2 separate regions of the Homo sapiens genome follow, and region 1 is linked to region 2. A link is a loop called in an ENCODE intact Hi-C map of the cell type or tissue named here. Cell type or tissue: K562. All regions are shown on one strand. Links, peaks and the distances in the headings refer to the core of each region. The heading gives the core; the rest is flanking DNA.

What was found. A loop is a pair of places that touch in the nucleus more often than their neighbours do. Peaks named below come from ENCODE experiments on the same cell type or tissue, not always from the same donor. Only the 100,000 strongest peaks of a DNase experiment are listed, where the experiment ranks them.
Region 1: it touches region 2 in a loop (2.2-fold over the local background); 2 of 110 quality-filtered maps call a loop at or near these places.

Annotation. Positions count from the first base shown.
Region 1 is chr10:72,899,409-72,907,748 of GRCh38, reverse strand. It overlaps OIT3 (oncoprotein induced transcript 3), which reads right to left. Exons shown (of 9, transcript NM_152635.3): 3 at 7,265-7,372; 4 at 1,031-1,153. Among named protein-coding and RNA genes, the nearest start is that of OIT3, 9.8 kb to the right of the region's middle. In K562, for the core only: no CTCF peak of the experiment used is centred there; a DNase peak (open chromatin) is centred at 3,346.
Region 2 is chr10:73,056,220-73,064,559 of GRCh38, reverse strand. The region is part of intron 5 of P4HA1 (prolyl 4-hydroxylase subunit alpha 1); the gene reads left to right. Among named protein-coding and RNA genes, the nearest start is that of P4HA1, 36 kb to the left of the region's middle. In K562, for the core only: a CTCF peak has its summit at 3,315; a DNase peak (open chromatin) is centred at 3,319.

The DNA.
Region 1 (8,340 bases), core at 253-8,252, 160 kb after region 2:
ATTTTATTTATCCCCCCAAACTGTATTCCTCTCCCATAAACACAAAGCATATGGGGAGGAGAGGAAATGGTTTCATGTAAACCAGTTTCTCAAACTTCCAAGATGATAAAAATCACCCGTGGAACTTGTTAAAAACACAAACTCGAAGTCCCCATCTTAGCTCCTCTGAAGCCAAGGCTCCAGGAGAGGGTCTGGGAGGGGCTAAGCGTAAAAGCCCCAGGTGCTTCTCAGCAGCAGGGAAGTTTGGGAAACACAGCTGTCGGCCAGTGGTTATGCTACTGCCTCTATTACCTGGCCAGTCCAGGTGTGCTCCTTGGACCAGCAGCATAGCTGACTCCTAGAACTTGTTTAAAAATGCAATATCTTGACCTGATCTCAGACCTACTAAATCAGAATCTGCATTTTGACAAGATCCTAAGTGATTCGTGGGCACATTAAAGTTTGAGAAATACCAAATATCCACCCTCCTTTTTTTTTTGAGATATTTTCTCTCTGTTGCCCAGGCTGGAGTGCAGTGGCGCAATCATAGCTTAATGCAGCCTCAAACTCTTGGGCTCAAGTAATCCTACTGCCTCAGCCTTCTGAGTGGCTGGGACTACAAGCATGCACTACCATACCCAACTAATTTTTATTTTTTAATTTTCTGTAGAGGTAGTGTCTTACTATGTTGCCCAGGCTGGTCTTAAACTCCTGGCCTCAAGTGATCCTCCCACTTCAGCCTCCCAAAGTGCTGTGATTTCAGGCATGAACCACTGCACCTGGCCAGAACACCCTATTTTTATTTCTCACATAAAAATGTGGCTTTCTGCCTCTTGCAAAATTCCCTCCTGTTAAATCTTAGAGACAAAATCAAAACTGAATTCTGTCCATAGCGTGAGTATTCTCAATGTTGATGAACGCCTTTTGTCATTTCTTTGCACAGCCAAACGGTTGCTCTCTTCGGACACTAAGGCAGTTTCCTGAACATCAGAGAATAAGCCAGTGGCTTCCTCTGGGCTCTTGATTTGGGTCCCTTTTTGCCCATTCTCACCTTCACAAGTCTTGCCATCACTTCTTAGCACACGGCCAACCCCACACTCACAGCGGTAGGAGTTTTTGAGGTTCACACAGATCTCACTGCAGCCACCGTTGTTTTGCTCACATTCATTTTCATCTGCAGAAGAGAAACCACACTGTTTCTATACTGCTGAGTGATTCAGCCTTTTCCCAACCCCCCGGGCAGAATTTCCACATCTTTTCAGATCCTGTTGATGCACCTTCCACCATCCAGCTCCCCCTCTGATCCAGTATCATCACTCCCATCCACCTGATCTCCTCAACCACGTTATTGGTTCATCTGCCCTTTGCTGAGTGGAAGGTACCTAATTGCTTGCCAATTACCTTCTCTTCAGGGAAAAACAATGGGAAAATGAAGTTCCTTTTGAGTCGTGGGTACACCTACCTATTTGTATTGGTGAATTTCACTTTCTTTAATGAGTTCCTGAGAAGTTGCTAAATAAATACAAACTTATAAAGTAAATTGTTTTAAGTCATGAAAGGAGCTTCCATTACAGAAGGAAATAGCTGATAAAATATTTTGTAAGGCAATTTTCTTTTGTAACATGAACTATTACCCTCAAAATCTGTTTTTTAAATTAGTATATTCTCACTCTGTACTTAAGCAATGATTGCTAACCTTTTTAAGAATCTGATGAAAGGTATGGACTCTTGTAAAAAAATGCACAGTTGGCAGCAAATGTCTATGCTTTTCTTTCTACAAACAAGGAAAAGGAAGCTTGGGAGCTAAATTTGTCATAGTCCTCAGGAATAACAGGCCTAGATAGGACATAAACCAAGGACTGGGGTTAAACACCCATGCGATGACAGGAGGCATGACCTTGGCCCCAGGAGAGGAGATAAGCTGTGACTGAAACCCTGCTTAAGTCTAGGACCCCAGAAGATGTATCCCCTCAATGAGATGGGGAGAACTTTGCCCAGTGGCCCAGGGAAGCAATAAGGAAACTCTGCCCAAGGCTCTAGGAGAAAGAAAAGCCTTCACAAGCAATGGAAGCCCCAAGCCAGGGCTCTGCCATGGCTGAAGTACGGTTTTACACTTCCCACATGGTATGGGGAAACTTGAAGCTGAGAAATTGATGGAAAATTTGGCCTAGGTCTGATAAAGCATCTGTGATGCTGACAGGAGCATTTGAAAAAGTGCTCTGTGTAAAACTTCCTCAAACCAGGTGCTGTGGTTTGGATATTTGACCCCTCCAAATCTCATAGCGAGATTTTTCTTTTTTTTTGAGACGGAGCCTCTGTCACCCAGACTGGAGTGCAGTGGTGTGATCTCTGCTCACTGCAACCCCTGCCTCCCAGGTTCAAGCGATACTCCTGCCTCAGACTTCCGAGTAGCTGGGATTACAGGCACGCACCACCACGCCCAGCTAATTTTTGTATTTTTAGTAGAGACAGGATTTCACCATGTTGGCCAGGCTGGTCATGAACTCCTGACCTCAAGTGATCCACCTGCCTTGGCCTCCCAAAGTGCTGGGATTACTGGCATGAGCCTCAGTGCCTGGCCTCATATTGAGATTTGATCTCGATGTTGGAGGTGAGGCCTAATGAGAGGTGTTCAGGTCTTGGAGGCAAGTCCCCTGTGAATGGCTTGGTGCTGTCTTTGCAGTAATAAGTGAGTTCTTGCTCTATTAGATTAGTTTCAGCGTGTTTAAAAGGAGCCTGCCACCTCCCCCTTCTCACTCTCACTTCCTGTCTTGCCATGAGATCTCTGCACATGCCAGCACCCTTCACCTTCCTCCATGAGTGGGAGCAGCCTGAGGCCCTCCCCAGATGCTCAGTCTCCCAGCCAGCAGAATCATAAACCAAATAAACCCATTTTCTTTATAAATTACCCAGCCTCAGGTATTCCTTTATAGCAACACTAAACAAAGATACCAGATGACACGAGTGGTGTCCTACAGAAAAAACTACAACAGAAGATGGTCTGCCACAAGACACTTACATGAGGGATGATCCACTGTGAGAGAGCATTATCGTGATAATTAGAGGCTTTGAACTGGAGATAACAGAATTATCCAGAAAAATCCATAATACAAGTATTTAAAGAATTAGTAAAAAGATAAAAGAAAGGATAATAAGCAAAATAAAAGAAGTGTGTAAAAAGACAAGGCAGAACTGAAAACAAACAAACAGAACTTGTAGAAATGCAAAATGTTGATAATATTAAGAATCTTTATCAGGGCTCCTTCTTTCCCTTTCCTCATTATACTGCCTGGAAAGTAGATGGTTAGAGGCCCACAGCCTTCCTGGATGTAGACATGGTGACATCCGTGCTTGGGTAGGTCACTTAGAAGCCTCTATTCCAAGCCTGGACTGCTTATCTTGGACTGTAGCAGGACAAGCCGCAGACAAAACCCCTCAGACAGCGAGTTAAAGAAGGAAGGGCTTTATTCGGCCGGGAGCTCCGGCAAGACTCAGGTCTCCAACAACTGAGGTCCCCAAGTGAGCAATTCCTGTCCCTCTTAAGGGCTTACAACTCTAAGGGGGTCTGCGTGAGAGGGTCATGATCGATTGAGCAAGCAGGGGCGTACGTGACTGGGGGCTGCAGGCACCGGTAATCAGAACAGAACAGAACAGGACAGGGATTTTCACAGTGCTTTTCCATACAATGTCTGTAATCTATAGATAACATAACCGGTTAGGTCAGGGGTCGATCTTTAACTACCAGGCCCAGGGTGTGGCGCCGGGCTGTCTGCCTGTGGATTTCATTTCTGTCTTTTAGTTCTTACTTCTTCTTTTTTTGGAGGCAGAAATTAGGCATAAGACAATATGAGGGGTGGTCTCCTCCCTTAGGACTGATTTTTTTTTTAATATGAGAGAGAAATAAACTTCTACTTATTTAACCCATCATTATTTGGGGTTTATTGTTATAGCCAGTGAAGATACTCTATGCCCCAGCAGTTCCATTCTTATGGGTACCTGCTAGAGAAAATCTCACACATTGGGTAAGGTATCATTTTTATGTTAATTCTAAGAACACACAAAACAATGCTATCTATTGTTATGGGTACATACATAAATAATAAAAGCATTAAAATGGGATGAGAAGAACACATGTTAATTTCAAAACAATGATTACCCCTGGAGGCTGAGAGAAGAAAGCAGGATGGGGTGGGATGGCTTTACTGTATTTACAAAATTGTATTTAAATTAAAAGAAAAAGGGGGCTGGGCATGGTGGCTCACGCCTGTAATCCCAGCACTTTGGGAGGCCAAGGTGGGTGGATCACCTGAGGTCAGGAGCTCAAGACCAGCCTGGCTAACATGGTGAAACCCTGTCTCTACTAAAAATACAAAAGAATTAGCCAGGCATGGTGGTGAGCATCTGTAATCCTAGCTACTCTAGAGGCTGAGGCGGGAGAATCACTTGAACCTGGGAGGTGGAGGTTGCAGTGAGTCGAGATTGTGCCATTGCACTCCAGCCTGGGCAACAGGAGTGAAACTCCATCTCAAAAAAAAAGAAAAGAAAAACAAAAAGGAAGCAAAACTTAACTCTAGTTAAATCTAGGTACATGAGTGTCTGTTATATTATTTTCTTGTATGCTGCCTGAACAAATTATATAATTTAAAATAATTAAAATTATTACATTTAAATAAAAACTAAAGGAAAATTGACACATGCTTACAAACACAAAACACTGTCTACAATTTCAGAGGATTCACCATCTCCCTGAAGTCCCACAGACCCCACATAGGAACTTGGGGCTTTGATAGAAAAAGATTGTCTAAGATAAATTAAGGAAGAGATGTGAATGATATGCTACCTTTGATGTTTAAAAATGGCCAATAAGTAAACATATTGATATGATTTGGCTGTGTCTGCACCCAAATCTCACCTTGAATTGTAATAGTCCCCATGTGTAAAGGGTGGGGCCAGGTGGAGATAATTGAATCATGGGTGCAATTTCCCCCACACTGTTCTCTTGGTAGTAAGTAAGTCTCACGAAATCCAATGGTTTTATAAATGGGAGTTCCCCTACACATGCTCTCTTGCCTGCTGCCATGTAAGATGTGACTTTGCTTCTCATTCATCTTCTGCCATGATTGTGAGGCCTCCTCAGCAATGTGGAAGGGTGAGTCAATTACACTTCTTTCCTTTATAAATTTCCTTTATAAATCCAGGCTTGGGTATGCCTTTACTAGCAGCATGAGAACAGACTAATACACATATATATATTTACATTTTTAAATCTGACTGTAGAAACCCTGGAAGCACATATAAGAAAATAATACAGCCGTTTCCTTGGGATGGAGTTGGGGAAGAGGGAAATGGGGCAAGAGGGTGACTGAGAGCTGGACAGTTTGCTGTATACTTTTTCATGTTGTTTAATTTGGGAACCATTTAAACGTATTACCTCTTCAAAAGTTATATTAAAACAAAAGCAAAGAAATGCATGAACAACTCCTGGCTTAAAATAAAGCCAAATATTTTTGAACAGAAATACATGAGGGTGGGCAGAGACTTCAGGAACCACTATTGCCCCTACCCCAAGGCATTTAGCATTAAATCACATACTCAAAATCAATCACACGAGATCCCTAACAACGCCTATGGCAGAGCCGAAACATGCTTCACAGGATGGTCAGTGGGGTTCATTTAGGAGGCTTTATTTATTGAAGTATTTATGTTTTGTTTTGTTTTGTTTTGTTTTTCAGAGACAGGGTCTTGCTCTTTCGCCCTGGCTGGAGTGCAGTGACACAATCAGAGCTGATGGCAGCCTTAAATTCCTGGGCTCAGGCAATCCACCTACCTCAGCTGAGACTACAGCTACTTTGGAAGGCTGCCACCATGTCTGGCTAATTTATTTTTATTTTATAGAGATGGGGTCTCACTATGTTGCCCAAGCTAGTCTTAAACTCGGCCTCAAGCAATCCTCTTGCTTCGTCCTCTCAAAGCGCTGGGATTACAGGCATGAGCCATTGCCCCTGGCTCATTTAGGAGACTGAAGAGCAAAAGCTTTTCTAAAACAAGAAGCTACTTGGGCCCAGGATGTCGAAGCTGCAATGAGCTGAGATCACACCACTGCACTCCAGCCTGGGCGACAGAGCAAGATCCTGTCTCAAAAACAAACAAACAAACAAACAAAAACCAATAAGCCTTTTATGCTCCTTTCACCTTAATCTCCTACCTCAATCCTGACCTGTTACTGTTCTTCTTGGGGGACCAGGGTAGGGCAATCTTCCCCTTTCTCTCTAGACTTGTTTTAAATCTATTTGAGTCTGAATCCAAAAAGCTTCATAACATTAAAGAGAAAGAGAAATAATATTCAATCTTGGGGTTTTCATCTCTGTTCTCTTCTAGTTATAGACAACATAATATAAAATTCAAGAACTCTGGATTTCCTACAGACAATCTGACTCATCTTTCTTGCTACTCAGAACAACCAAAATTGTATCAGTGAAGCTAGAGGAGTAAGTCCTTAGATAATTCTAGACCAGACCAGTGCTGTTCAACAGAAATATAAAGCAAATTACATATTTAAAATTTTTTAGTAGTCATATTAAAATTTTTTAAAAATAAACTGGCGAAATTAATTTTAATAATATATTTTATATAACCCAATTATATGCAAAATATTTTCACTTTGATATATAACCAATATTAAAGATATTATTATTATTTTTAGAAACAGAGTCTCGTTCTTTCACCCAAGCTAGAGAGCAGTGGTGTAACCATGGCTCACTGTAACCTTGAACTCCCAAGTTCAAGTGATCCTCCCACCTCAGCCTCCTGAGGAGCTGAGACTATGGGTACCTGCCATCATACCCACATAATTTTCATATTTTTTGTAGAGATGAGTTTTTTCTTTGTTGCCCAGGGTGGTCTCAAACTCCTGGGCTCAAGCCATCTGTCAGCCTCAGCCTCCCAAAGTGCTGGGATTACAGGTGCGAGCCACCGTGTGTAGCCAAACATCACTTTTAAAATTAAAATAAAATTAAAATTCAGTTTTTCAGTCACACTAGCCACATTTCAAGTGCACCATGGCCATCTGTGGCTACCCTAGTGGAGGGCACAATTCTCTGCTGTCCCTAATCATGATACAAATTTGGCGTGGGGCTTTCGGTCCAGGCATAAACTAAAAAGCAAACACCATTCCAAGTGTTTGGAGACACACACTGGGAAAATGATGGTGCTCTGAGGCAGGAAGAGTTTTTGATTTGTCCTTTCGATCCTAATAGCCTGATTCTACCTTTGATGAGTTTCTTACCAAAGCATGTCTGCCTGTCAGGGCCTAGCACAGTTCCTGGAGCGCATGTGCACTCGCTGGTATCTGAGCAGCTGCCATGGCAGTCCTCGTCGCAGATGTCATAAAAATCTATGGAAGAATAAAGATTATCTTCATGAGGGCAGGAGACCAGAAGACACTCTTTCATTCTTTTTAGAGATGGTGCGGGGGGTCGGGGGGGGTGGTATCCCTATGTTGCCCAGGCTGGCCTCGAACCCCTGGGCTCAAGCAATCCTCTCACCTTGGCCTCCCAAGTAGCTGGCACTACAGGCATAAGCCACTGCATCCAGCTGACCCTCTTCTTGAGAGAGCCTCATAAGTGCAGCCTGGGGGATGAGTTTCCAGCCACCATCAAGGGAATCCTCATTGTTCAGGGTTTATATAAACCAATGGAAAACAACAATCTAGGGCATCTTCTGTCATCTAGATCAATGATTCCCAACTTCAGATCCACAGGCCCTTGAGTGGCCATAGAGTTTCTGCAAATCCAAAACCTCACCATACAAGAGCTATAGACTAAGAAAGTGTTATGTCCTACTCTTCTAGTGTTCTATTTAAAAAATGAATACAGACATTGACAGGATTAATAACACAGAAATTAAAAGTATTACTGACATAAAGTAGCTTCTTCCCATTGTATATCACTTAAAAAAATCAGTGGACACTAAACACAATCCAATCACATGGATGTCTGATTATCTATCTATCATCTATCTATCTATCTATCTATCTATCTATCTATCTATCTATCTATCTATCTATCATCTATCTATCTTAAAAAGGGGTTCTCCATACTCAAAAGTTGGAAATCCACCATTTAGATAATCTAAATCAGTGTTTCATTTTCTTTTTTTCTTTTTTTTTTTTTTTTGAATCAGAGTCTCACTCTGTCACCCAGGCTGGAGTGCAATGGCACGATTTTCGCCTCACCGCAACGTCCACCTCCCGGGTTCAAGCAATTCTCCTGCCTCAGCCTCCCGGGTAGCTGGGGTTACAGTTGCCTGCCACCACGCCTGTCTAATTTTTGTATTTCTAGTAGAGACAGGGTTTCACCATAT
Region 2 (8,340 bases), core at 238-8,237:
TAAAAATGTATTTCTAAATAATGTTTTTCCTATAGTGCCTATGATATTATAGTTTATTTTCTTTATTTTCTTTATTTTTTTGAGACAGGATCTCACTCTGCTATCAACCCAGGCTGGAGTGCAGTGGCACAATCACAGCTCACTACAGCCTCAACCTCCCAAGCTAAGGTGATCCTCCTACCTCAGTCTCCCAAGTAGCCAGGACTACAGGCATGTGCCACCACAAGCAGCTAATTTTTGTATTTTTTGTAGAGACAGGGTTTTGCCATGTTATCCAGGCTGGTTTCGAACTCCTGAGCTCAAGCAATCCACCCCCCCGCACCCCGCAGCCTCCCAAAGTGGTGGGGTTACAGGCAAGAGCCACTGTACCTGGCCTGATATTATAGTTTCTATTGTGACAATAAATTAAAAGACTCTTTAGTGTTAGTTTACTTTCAATTTGGTTTATTATATTCAATTTGGTATGTTCATGTCAGTCATCCATGCCTCTTCCTTTGAACCAAAGGAATTTACAACTTATTCTTGTTTCTCATCAAACTCGGTTTGCTTTTTATATGAAGCTTTTTACAGTCTTTTTCTGCCCATACCACTTTCCTTATTTCATTTTCTTCTTTGTTTTCTTGCCTACTTTTTCTTCTCATGTTCTCTACTTTGGAAACAGCCTTCCTTTTCAAATGCTGCATTACTTTTGATTTATTTTAAAATCAGATTCCCAGGCAGTCTGCCTTTAATATTGTTAATAGATCAGTAAGTAAGACAAGCAGAAATACTTTACCAAAGCAGAATAGCTAAAAATCTTCTACTATCTCTGCCATGCATGTTCAAATAATGTTGCCAGAATATCAAGTCATGTAAAAAAAATTATTGGTGCTATCTGCGTGGATTAATGGCATACTGTCATCTTATGTGTTTTGCATGTCCCTAAGAGAAACATTTATAATTGCTGCATTATGAGCTCATCTTCTCAGTTTACTAGTTCTCGTAACCGAAAAAATAATAGCATTGTCAAAATTTAATATGCATCTTTAGTTTCTGGAACTAACTCATGTTAAACTATTAAGAAGTTAGTTTCTTAGCATCTGCTGTTGTTGGACTATGTCCATCCAAAATTTAGGTGGTGAAACTTCATGGCCAGTGTGATGGTATTAAGAGGTGGGGCCTACAGGAATGGGATTTAAGGCCCTTATGAAAGAGGCTTTATGCAGCCACTAGCTCTCTTGCCCTTCAGCCTTCACCATGTGAGGACATAGCATTCTTCCCCTCTGGAGGATGCAGCAACAAGGTGCCATCTTGGAAGTGGAGAGCAGCCCTCACTAGACAATTGAACCCGCTGGTGCTTTGAATCTTGGACTACCCAGCCTCTAGAACTGTGAGAAAATAAATTTGTTTTTTTATAAATTATCCAGTCCTTGGTATTTTGTTATGGGAGCATAAATGCACTAAGATAGTATCCTTTCCTAGAGTGGAAGGCGGGATAGAGAATTATTTAAGGGAAAAACATCAAAACGTGGGTCTTCATCTTCATTTTAGGAGTATACTGATAATCAGTTACTGCCTGTAAGTGACTAATGGGGCCAGAAAAAAAAAGTGAATGGAGATGATTGTATGATTTGAATATTTGATTATATTGGGTCATGTGATCCTCCAGTGCATACACCTCCAAGCTTGGACTCTGTTTGATACTGGAATTCAACAGCTCATTGTCAGACCAGGGCATGCTTTTCTGTAGTCTGCAAATGTCTGATCACTAGCAAAACGTGCCCATAACTTTACTTCCTTTTGATTTATTTCTCATAAATGCCTTTTCTGTTAGCATCTTTTTAAAAACATATGTGACCACCATTGGATAGGTTATAGCTAAGTCCGGTTCTGGGCATTTTAGTGACTCTTTGAAGTGTATTCAATCAAAATTTATTAAAGAAACCACTGTTGTGTTTGTTTCTCTACCAGTTTTCTTTGTGATGTTATCGGACACTTAATAAATATATACAGTTTTATGTGTTTTATCAGAGAAAATGTAGGCTAGTCTGTCTTTGACCAGTAGTTTCTGGTCAAATACAATATTATACTAGTATAATATTGACTTAGTCTCAGAACTGTATATTCTGAGAGAAATGTTGTTGGAGAAGTCATATTTTCTTGTGTAGGCTTGTTGTTGTTTTTTCACATACCTGTCATTTTTTTTTTATAGTGTCAGAAAGGGAACTATGTGATTTTCTGTGTAACAGCATAAAAAGAGCCCTGTAGGACATGACTTTCTCCTTTTTCCATTATTTATAAAATTTCTTTTATTATGGAAAATATCAAATGTCACACATACACAAAAATAAAGGTAATAACATAATGAACCTATGCCATCACCAAGCTCCAGACGTTTTAAACATTTTGTCATTCTTGGTTTATCTACTCCTTCCACCCTTTCTTTCTGTCATTTTTGTTGGAGTATTTTAAGAGCAAATCCTAGACATCATGTCATTTTATCCATAAATAATTCAACATGCATATCTAACTGATCAGGTCTTTATTAAAATTTATTTTTTTGAGGCAAGATTTCACTCTATCAGCCAGGCTGGAGTGCATTGGCATGATCATAGCTCACTGCAGCCTTGAACTTTTGGACTCAAGCCATCCTGCTGCCTTAGCCTCCTGAACAGCTGGGACTATAGGTGCGTGCCACCACACCTGGCTGATTTTTAAATTTTTTGCAGAGATGTGCTATTGCTGTGTTGCCCAGTCTGGTCTTGAATTCCTGGCCTCAAGTAGGTCTTTGTAATTTATTTTTAATTTTTTTTTAGAGACAGGGTCTCACTTTATTGCTCAGGCTAGAGTGCAGTGGTACCATTATAGCTCACTGCAGCCTTGAACTCTTGGGCTCAAGTGTTCCTCCTGCCTTAGCCTCCCAAGTAGCTGGGACTATAGGTATAAGTCACCTGCGCCCAGCTGGTCTTTTTAAAAAAGTAACATAACCACTTACTATCTCCCTGCTTAACAAATCGACAGTATTTCCTTAATATAATTTAATACCCAGTCAATATTATTTCTCTGGTGATCTCAAAGTTGTTGTTTTACAGTTGTATTTTTTTAAATTATGTCTGTTAAGTCCCTTTTATTCCCTTTTCCTTTTTTTTCTTTCTCTTTATGACATTGGTTAGCTGGGGAAACCTAGTCATATGTTATGTGGAATGTTCCACATTCTGGAGTTGACTACTTTGGTGGTTAACATGTTCCTTTAATGCCTATGTTTCCTACACACTGGTTAGAGCTTGTGGCTTGATTAGATTCGAGTTAAATTTTAAAATTAACTCCATAGGTGGCGCTATGAACTTTCTTTTGAACTGCGTGAACCAACACCTAATGTCCTGTCCCACTTTTTATGATGCTGATTGATGAGTGAGGTTCAGGTGATGAGAGCCTGATCCCTCCATATAAAGTTCTCCTTAAGTTTTATCTACTGGTTTTGGCAGCCTTTGATGATCATTGCCTAGAACCACTATTTCATTAGGGGTTACAAAATGATGATTTTTTTCATTCCATTATTCCTTTTACTTTTATTAACTGGAATTCTATAAACAGGAACATCCTTCATGAACCATTTGGTTACCCTGAACTATATATAGGAAAGGCAGGGTAAGTCTATAATTAGTCTTCTTTATCAGTTTTCAGAGTAATGAGTTGGTGTCCTAACCATTTTTAGTAGTGATCTGTAATTTTCATGACATATCATGAATATGGATATTATTATTTTTTTTTTGTATTTCAGCCTATTCAGTATTACTTTGATCTCAGATTATCCCATTTTAGGCCAGTGGGGAGCATCTTTAGATAGGCTTGTTTTTTTGAATTGACTGTGTTATTATTCTTTGATAGAGAGGAAACTTCCTTGCTTTCTGGCACAGTTTTTTTTCCAGGTTTCTATTCCAGAGTAGGAACTAGGCATTTCTTCAATGAGCCTTGGCCCTTCTTTTTCCCCCCTTAAGAGATAGGTTCTTGCCATGTTGCTCAGGCTGGAGTGCAGTGGCTATTCACAGATGCGATCATGGTGCACTACAGCCTGGAACTCCTGGGCTCAAGTGATCTTCCTGCTTCAGCCTTCTGAGTAGCTGGGACTACAGGTTTTCCACTCCTTGCCTGGCAAGGCTTGATTGCTTTGAACAGGGATGACATTTAAGCAGCAGAGTCTAGCTAGGTTCTAGGGGTGATTATTGCTATATAGTTTGTCATAAACAGAGACAGGAAATATGTAAGTTCATATTGTTCAAATTGAAAACCACAGGGTTTATATTTATATCTCTTTTCTTCTGAAAATTTGGTTCCTAAGGATATTAACATGATTATTCTTTTATTCATACTATTAACTCATACTATTTTATTCATACTATTAATAACATTAAGACTACTGAATACAGGTTTTTTTGTACTTTATATCCTTAAAATATATCACTCTAGATATGATCAGTCAAAATCTTGTTTTAAAGACATCTGAGGTAATTCATTTCTCTTTGTGGCTATGCCCTTAACATGTTATACAGTTGAGTTCATTTATTTCATTTCCTCAGATTTTTAGGGATTGTCCTCGTTTTTTCTTTTGATTCATTGTTTTCATTTGTTTGTTTTAGAAACAATATCTTGTTCTGTTGCCCGGCCTGGAGTGCAGTGGCATGATCATAGCTCAGTGCAGCCTTGAACTCCTGGGCTCAAGGGATCCTCCTGTCACAGCCTCCCAAATAGTTAGGCCTACAGGCATGCAAGTACCACCATACCTGGCTATTTTTTTTTATTTTTTATTTTATTTATTTTTATTTTATTATTATTTTTTTCAGATGGAGTCTTGCTCTGTCGCCCAGGCTGGAGTGCAGTGGCGTGATCTCAGCTCACTGCAAGCTCTGCCTCCCGGGTTCACGCCATTCTCCTGTCTCAGCCTCCTGAGTAGCTGGCACTATAGGCGCCCGCCACCATGCCCGGCTAATTTTTTGTATTTTTAGTAGAGATGGGGTTTCACCATGTTAGCCAGGTTGGTCTCGATCTCCTGACCTCATGATCCACCTGCCTTGGCCTCCCAAAGTGCTGGGATTACAGGCGTGAGCCACTGCGCCCAGCCTTTTTTTTTTTTTTTTTTTTTTTTTTTTTTTTTTTTTAAATATATTGTCTCATTATTTTGCCCGGGGTTGTCTTGAACTCCCTGGCTCAGGAGATCTTCCTGCCTTGGCCTCCCGAAGTGTCAGGATTACAGGCTCTAGCCGCCATGCCCAGCCAATTTATTGTTTTTAATTATGTAAAACTTTTAAATTCTTTGACAGTCCAAACTAGACTAATAAGGTACATTAATAGAAGTCTCACTTTCATTCTTATACTTTTCAACCTATTCCCTTCCTTTTTCTATGTGACCATTTTGTTAGTTTTACTATTTCCAGTTTTTTAAAATACAAGCAAATATATATCTACTCCTATATTCTCTCAACATAAACACAAAAGATAGCGTACTGGCTGGGCGTGGTGGCTCACACCTGTAATCCCAGCACTCTGAGAGGCCAAGGTGGGTGGATCACCTGAGGTCAGGAGTTTGAGACCAGCCTGGCCAATATGGTGAAACACCATCCCTACTAAAAATACAAAAATTAGCTGAGCGTGGTGGTGGGCACCTGTAATCCCAGCTACTCAGGAGGGTGAGGCACGAGAATTTCTTGAACCCGGCGGGGCACGGAGGTTGCAGTGAGCCATCGCACCACTGCATTTTTAGCCTGGGCAACAGAGTGAGACTTCGTCTCAAAAAAAAAAAAAAAAAAAAGCATACTATAAATACTGTTATGTACTTTGGTGCTTTAATTTATTGATATACCCCAGTCATTACTTCATGTATAGAAATCCTCATTTCTTTTTATAGCTACGTGTTATTACTCTATTTTGTGGAGGTTCTACAGTTTTTTTTACTTATTGTCAGTAGAGGATGATTTATTGGGAAACTTAGAGATGGAAGCATGGTCTTGGGCAGTAGCAAGACAGGTAGATCTCTGCACCGTTAGTCCCCAGACCCATGACTTAAGTGTCATAGGGAAAGGATGTACATGCTCTGTAGGGACAAAGGCAAGCTCCAGAACAGGCAAGAATGCTATGCGTGTCATAGCCTGTAATTTTTGTGATAACATCAAGGTTGCTTTGCTCTAAAGGCAGGATTTATAGTGGGTACATGTTCCTACACTAAGGACAGCAAGTAAAGTAGAAATCAGCAGGCATTCGTGGGACTGAGGTTAATCAAAAGTGAACATGGTAGATTAGCATGCAAGATGGAGTCACTGTTGTCTTCACACCCATCAGTTTCTACTTTTTTCATCCCATTTCTTAATAACCATCTAAAGATTGCCACCCTGCTAGAGCGCGTCCCATGACCATCCCCTTTCTTTTTTCCCTTAGTTTCACCCCTATCAATGTTGTCTTTATTCACCTTTTTTTTTTTTTTTTTTTTTTTTTTTTTCTGGACGGAGTCTTGCTCTGTCACCCAGACTGGAGTGCAGTGGTGCAATCTTGGCCCACTGCAACCTCGCTTCCCGGGTTCAAGCGATTCTCGTGCCTCAGCCTCCCCAGTAGTTGGAATTACAGGCGTGTGCTACCATGCCCGGCTAATTTTTTGTATTTTTAGTAAAGACGGCCTTTCGCCATGTTGCCCAGGCTGGTCTCGATCTCCTGAGCTCAAGTAGTCCGTCTGCCTCCCAAAGTGCTCAAATTACCGGTGTGAGCCACTGTGCCCAGCCCTTTTCTTTAATTTAGACTGGCATTTATGTATACCATTTTCATTTTTCATCATTCTTTATTGTACCTCAGACTTTCCTTTTGGAATTTTCCTCCTTGAAACACATTGTTAAGAAGCCCTCAAATGTGCTTTGTTTGGCTTGGAATTCTTTGTTTCCTGAATCTGAACTTCCATGCATTTTAATTTTGGAAATTTTTCTACCATTATCTCTTTAAATACTATCTTATCTATATTCTTTCTGTTCTCTTCTTCTAGAATTCCAAGTAGACAGACTTTAGTTTTTTTGTCTTTGTGTGTGTTTTGTTTTTGTTTTTGTTTTTTTTAAGAGATGGAGTCTCGCTCCGTCGCCCAGGCTGGAGTGCAGTAGCGCCATCTTGGCTTACTGTAAGCTCTACCTCCCAGGTTCATGCCATTCTCCTGCCTCAGCTTCCCAAGTAGCTGGGACTACAAGCACCCACCACCACGCCCGGCTAATTTTTTGTATTTTTAGTAGAGACGGGGTTTCACCATGTTAGCCAGGATGATCGCGATCTCCTGACCTCATGATCTGCCTGCTTCGGCCTCCCAAAGTGCTGGGATTACAGGCGTGAGCCACCGCGCCCGGCCTTGTCTTTGTGTTTTAACTAGCATTTCATGTTTTTATCTCTCTCTACTGCATTCTGGGTAGTTTATGCCATGATAATTTATTCAGCTCTCTCTGCTGGATTTATTATTTTCTTTTTAGTTGTGTTTAATCTATTTTTTTTTTTTTTTTCGAGACAGCGTCTTGCTCTGTCACTCAGGCTGGAGTGCAGTGGCGTGATCTTGGCTCACTGCAAGCTCTGTCTCCTGGGTTCACACCATTCTCCTGCCACAGCCTCCTGAGTAGCTGGGACTACAGGCATCCGCCACCACGCCCGGCGAAGTTTTTGTATTTTTAGTAGAGACAGGCTTTCACCGTGTTAGCCAGGATGGTCTCAATCTCCTGACCTCATGATCCGCCTGCCTCAGCCTCCCAAACTGCTGGGATTACAGGCGTGAGCCACGCACTCGGCCTTAATCTACATTTTAACCAGCCTAATGAGTTTTGAACTGTCGTTGGTTATCTTTATGATTTTTGGAAGGTCTTTTGTTTTTCCCATTCCAATATGCCTGCTCTTTGTTGGGGTATTTTTTATTTTTATTTATTAATTTATTTATTTTTTGATGGAGTTTCATTGTTGTTGCCCAGGCTGGACCGCAATGGCGTGATCTTGGCTCACTGCTACCTCTGCCTCTCAGGTTCAAGTGATTCTCCTGCCTCAGCCTCCTGAGTAGCTGGGATTACAGGCACCCGCCACCATGCCTGGCTGATTTTTATATTTTTAGTAGAGACAGGGTTTCACCATGTTGGCCAGGCTGGTCTCGAATTTCCGACCTCAGGTGATCCGCCTGCCTCGGCCTCCCAAAGTGCTGGGATTGCAGGCGTGAGCCACCACGCCTGGCCTAGGATATCTTATTTGTTCATATTTTCTATTTTTAAATTTATTATAATTTTCTCTATAGCATTGAAATTATCTTTCTTAATGAAAAATGCTATTCCATTAAATTGATATATCTGCCTATATATTCCTTAT